Linked DNA regions of Homo sapiens: region 2 is linked to region 1. Evidence: chromatin loops called from intact Hi-C (ENCODE). Cell type or tissue: lower leg skin. All regions are shown on one strand. Each heading gives the region's core, and the rest is flanking DNA. Links, peaks and the distances in the headings are about the cores only. Region 1 has its middle 150 kb from the start of HDAC9. Region 2 has its middle 140 kb from the start of LINC02889.

Region 1 (2,927 bases), core at 257-2,756:
TTGTTGATTATGTACTATGTGGTAGGAACTAGATCAAGCACTTTACGGATATTATTTCAATGACTTCTTCCAACAAGCTTATAAGGTATTATTATCCTCATTTCACAGATAAGGAAACTGAGGTTGAATGGTTAAGAATATTGGCCAAGTAGCACAGAAAGAATTCTAATAATATTGTCTGATTTCACATATAGATTATGTTAGTGACTGTTTCATAGCACTTATGTTTACAAATGGCTTCCAGAAATTGTTCAGGTAGTATTCGTACTTAAATAGTAAATCAAATTAATCTACCATTCTATTGGTCTTAAAATCATTTTTCTTTGCATCCCAAATTACCATTGTAAAGTTTTCAGGGAAGATAGAATCCACATATTTTCAGCCTTTGTTTTGGCAGAAAAAAATAGGAGTTAAAAATTTGCAATTTGTTCAAAGTGCAAATATGCTGTGGCATTTTGGCATTATTCCAAGGGCACAGATTTAACTTGGAATTTTGGTGGCTGTTACTGGGAATGTACTGTTTATCAAATTCAGTGTTAACTGCACAGTTGAAGATTTTCTAGCAAAACTTTCTCTTTTTAACACTGAAAAAAATTCACCAAATTCTAAGGATTGATAAGTAAAATCCATAAGGAGCTGCAGTCTTTAATGAACAAATCTTCTATTAAAAAGTAATCAGTCAGGTCATTCCACAGAGAGCTTGCATAATCGGGATTTGGATGATCTTGGGCTCTCTACTAAAAGCTCACGGCCTCACATCTTAATGGAAATAAGAGAAGATGAAGTTTATAGCCCTTCACTTATGTAATGAGTGAAATAACCAGCAAGCAAACACCTGTCAGATGGTAGTAGGTGCTCCTGAGAGGTATGACAGGTAATAATTTAATCAGATGCATTGGTAATTCTATGACCTGAAAGGGATATTGTGTTTCCAAAGCCCAGAATTTTCTTTCTTCTAGATAATGCTGTGTCCTTGTGTACAAAATGACTTAAAATGAAACATTAGAATGTAGAATATATTTTAGCCTAAAATGTTCTTTAGTTCTTCATTGCTTTCAGGAATTTCTCCCTCCTTTGTGCTTCTAAATTGTTAATCCATGCAGATCATACTAAGCATTATTTCCTTTCATATATTAGAACAAATATCTGATTAAGAGGTTATTGACATTAGGAATCACAATTCTCCTAGCCAACCACACAGCGGGATTCAAAGCTTGTTCATTTAATGAATTGTTGTTTAGTGAAAGTACATGATTGTGTTCTCATAAGACACTTTGTTCCCTTTATTATTCAACAGAAGACAAAAAAAAAAAAAAAACTACAAAATTTCAAGGACAATTTTTTGCCCTTTTAGCTTATTATGCTCCCTGGAACATACATAGAAAGAGGTGCATTTGTTTCTCACAGGTGGATGAGAATTCATTTTATCTTCTTGAGCCAAGGCCCTGAAGAATCTGATTTTCACCTTTTATTTGACTGGGTGACTGATTCTCTTTTCTTTACAAGTTGGTGCTGCCTATACCTTCATTCAGCATTTTTTTTCCCCTTTTACCTGTATTTTTGGGATTTTACTCCCCCTGCTGGCCTCTGGCATGCATTAGAGTTGACTCTTTTCCAACGACTCCTGTTTCTGTCTGTTTCTCTTCAAGGAGCCGCATGTATAGTACATTTATGTTCCAAACACAGCAGAAACGACATGAGTTTAAAGGTAGGTATTTTAAGTTTTCAGGAACTCATTTTTCTCAATTTTTTCTAGAGAGACTAAAGTAGACCAATGCTAATTTAGAAAATATAGAAACAACATTCTGAATTTTTGAATGCTAAATGTAATTGGTTTAATTACAGATCATTTTGCTAAAGAAAAGTTATGTTATGGCCCATAATGAAGAAAGTTTCTTTCTCCTTCCTAGGATAGCAGTAATTGTGCTGCAAAAAACCCAAAATGTTTCTATTTTAAAAATGTCTTATGAATTATAAAACCTTTGAAATTGATGGCTTGATGTTGCAGATAAATTGAACTAGATTTCAAAGTACAGTTAACTTGACAGTGCTTTGAAACAAGGGTCACTCATTGTCATTACATCTTTATGACTATTTTTATGAGAGAATTTGGATAATTTAACTCTCAAAAATTGTCACATGCTGTTTTAGCTTTTGTAGTTTTGCTTTTGTTAGATGTCACAACCGCTATTAACACAACTTGCATTTTTTCCTTTCATTTATGTTGAACTAAAAGATATATGTGAATATTTTCTGGGAATTATTTACCTTAGATTGAAGAGGAGAGTTGCAGTTTTTACATTGTTCTTTTGCTGTCATTAAAAGAAAAAAAATCATCTGACCAGGAAATAGTATTTTTAGTAAATATACTCTCAGAATCTTCTCCTTCCCATCTGAAAATAAGATGTTTTTGCTTTTTGATAAGGTAATGGTCAATGGGATCGAAAGACACTTTTTTCTTCCACAATTACAATAGACACTGGTATGGTTTATTGATGATTCTCATCAGTTATATTTCACCAAAATCTCATAGCAACAGGAGAAAATTTCCCATTGTTTGGTTGGGAGCCAGAAGCTGAGAGTGCAGGTCATTTTTCTTCATCTGAGGAAAGTGGAATAGCCAATCCACCACTTTGTTTTCTAGGTCTAAAATGATCTGTTCAGTCTTTCCTAATTCATGGGTGTGGCATTCATAGGAGAGGCTGGCGGCACAAAGGAAATAAGACATCTATGCATCAATTTCTTTATATTGTACCATGGGATGGGGGTTTTAAAAGTTGTTCATATTTGTTTTCTGCACCATACTGAATGAATATTTCACAGTAACTCTTTTTAGAACACAATACTTGGTGAAAAATAAAATTCACCGTATTAATGTAACATTTTCCAATCCTAGTTACCAGCACTGCAAAGTACACACCACTCAA
Region 2 (2,927 bases), core at 151-2,650, 650 kb before region 1:
TCAAAACAAATAGCTGTCAAATAAAAAAATGAATGAGTAAATAAATGTACATTTAACAGCTAGGAGACTACCCATAAGGGGAAATTAAGAACTATTTAGGTACCATTTATTTTTTTAAAAAGCCAAACACCGGATATTTTTTAAATGTACAAATGTAAAATTTTATACACACAATACCCAATTTGTGATGGTTTATCTTGTTTTCAAGATAAGTTTTGCTAATATCTTATTGTTCAAAGAACAGCAACAAGCTGCACAAGCTGGTTTACACAAGCTGTAGATTCCAACGTAGACTTTCTCAACTTCATGACGATGCAAAAGCAATACGCATTCAGTAGCAACCATACTTTGAGTACCCATGCAACTATTTTGTTTTTCACTTTCTATACAGTATTCAATAAATTACATGAAATATTCAACACCATATAATAAAATAGCCTTTGTGTTAGTTAATTTTCTCAATTATAGGCTAATATAGATGTTCTCAGCACATTCAAGGTAGGTGAGGCTAAGTTATGATGTTCAATAGGTTAGGTTCATAAAATATATTTCTAACTAGGATATTTTCAACTTATGATGGGTTCGTCAGGATATAACTGTATTGTAAGTCAAGGAGCATCTGTACTTTACAGTAGTGTTTCTGGAAGTACAAAATAGGTTAGGATGAAAGAATATTGTTTTCAAGATGAGTTTTGCTAGTAATATTGTTCAAAGGAACTGCAACAACCTGCACAGGCTGGCTGATACAAGCTGTAGATTCTTTGTCACCTGGACCAACACAGACTTTCTGATGGACATGTCAACACTCACACTGGCCTCAATTCATTGACAAGAGCTAAGAGTTAATGAATCAGAAAATGAAAGATAAAAGCAGAAAAGAAAGAGATCAACTAGAGAAAAAGAAGGAACTATTCCAGATGGCAGATGCTCCTGTGTCATGGAAGCATTCAGTTTCAGTTTGTTCTATTCTTGACTTCACTTATAAGTTATCTGGTGGCATGGGACAAATTGCTTAGATTTCTTCTGCCTCAGTTTCTCAGTGTGCAAATTGGGGCCAACATTACTCCCCTTTAAGGAGTTCAAAGAGCACTGAGGTAAAAAGTTGGAAAGGCCCAGCCTGTGTCTGTAAAGTATATTTACAACTCCCTGGAGTAATGCAGGTATTGATGCTAAAAGCATCATTATTTTTGTAGTTGGAAAGTCAGAATCCATCCTCCATCATATTCTAAGCCTTTGAAAGAGCCCTTTGTTTTCCTGCCTCAGCTTTGGCCCACAGGCAAAAATATTCTGTCTTTCAAAAGGTTTCTTTCATAAACAGTTCATTCTTTTTAAGTGGGTTTCACTGACTACGTTTATTAACATGTAGTAACACTTAAGGAAGGTTTCGTTTGGTACTGGGAAGAAAGCAGTGTGGGCAGCCTGCCACTCCTTAGCCTAAAAAGAAATATTGTCTAGAACAAGGCCCGAGGCACTCAGAGAGGCCAGGACTATTGCAGGTTGCCGCTTGCGACTTGCATCACTCAACCCAAGCAGTGCAAACAATGACGGGTGTCCCAGGGGCCCCTCCTAGACAAGGCCAGTGGTGAAAATTACTCAGCCTTTCTCAGTCACTGAAATGATTTCACCAGAGAGACATCTATGTCAATAAAAGGGAAGATGAAGATATTCAACTTGATAAACAGCAGAAAATTTAATTTAACAAGCTGTCTTTCCATGTTTTTTTTCTGTCCATGAGGTTGAATTCACCACTGTTCTCTAAGTTAAACATCTCTATCTTTGATTTATGTCATGACTGAGTCTGTGAACTCTCCTTGTTATTTTCTTCTGACCTCATATCTCACTACTTGTCTTAATTTGAGCCTTTTCTTTTTTTCTTTTGCAAGAAATGGAAATCCATTCAGTGAAGACCATCTCTAGAGATTTCTGGGCCTTAATAAATATCTATAGAATCATGGGTGACTGCAGAGTCATCCATGAATATCTCTACAGTCACCCAAGAAATTCTTAACAAAGGTAAAATCAGGTCAGGATGTGCCTCCAGAGCAGTTTTGAATGAAGAAAATTCATCAGGAAGGGGCAACCTGCTGCCAAGGGGTGCGTGAGAGGCAGAGGGTCAATCACATTGGCCAGGGTAGCAAATGGTGCTGAATGAAGATGACCAGCTGGGGAGGCCTTTCCTGTCCTCTCCACAGGGACTTTGTCCCTGAGTGCTCGTCAGTCACCAGCAAAACCCAAAGCTTGAAGCCAATGTTTTGTCTTCATGGAAGGATATGTACTGCCTGTTCTGTCAAGCTCTAATCTCTTCAAACTTCATTCCAGAATCCTGAGATTTTTTTCCTTGCCCTATGACCTCAGAAACTAATAGAAGATTTTTCTGAAGCCAGGAAATTAGACTCTGACCATAATTTGATCAGAGGCAACACCCTCCCAGGGCTGGATGAAGATCTTTAAAAGTCTTGAGCATTAAAGAGATTATGCTTCACATCCCACAACTATCCACCATATGTAATACAATATTTTTTTAAGATCTAAACCCTGAAGTAAAAGAGAATTTCAACAAAGTTCAAACTCTTAGCATGATAATGATGCAATACCTTTTTTAAAACATCAAAATCTGTATCTAAATTTTGTTCTATTTGCATGTCCCCATTTACTGGTGATCTAAGCATTTATTCAGTCTATCTACTGGGAATTCTGTCGCCACCTCTGCCTACTCTGCACATACCCGCTAAATGTCTGTCATTTGATTAGTCCAGTAATTTGTATCACAAGTGTTTCCATTGGAACAATCATCTTTGATGTGACCTTCTCTCTGTGGAAGGAGCTCTGAAGAAGCAGGAGTAGGTTTTTCTAATGTTTTTAACATAGGGTCAATGCATTCATTTAATGCACATTTTTGAACGCTCATGCTGTTCCAAGTACGGCAT

The links. Hi-C counts contacts between places; a loop is a spot of excess contacts. Peaks named below come from ENCODE experiments on the same cell type or tissue, not always from the same donor. Only the 100,000 strongest peaks of a DNase experiment are listed, where the experiment ranks them.
Region 2: it touches region 1 in a loop (4-fold over the local background); 62 of 110 quality-filtered maps call a loop at or near these places.

What each region holds. Positions count from the first base shown.
Region 1 is chr7:18,344,271-18,347,197 of GRCh38, forward strand. It overlaps a transcript of HDAC9 not described here. Among named protein-coding and RNA genes, the nearest start is that of HDAC9, 150 kb to the right of the region's middle. In lower leg skin, for the core only: a CTCF peak has its summit at 1,534 (motif pointing left); no DNase peak of the experiment used is centred there.
Region 2 is chr7:17,695,125-17,698,051 of GRCh38, forward strand. No RefSeq gene overlaps it. Among named protein-coding and RNA genes, the nearest start is that of LINC02889, 140 kb to the left of the region's middle. In lower leg skin, for the core only: no CTCF peak of the experiment used is centred there; a DNase peak (open chromatin) is centred at 1,478.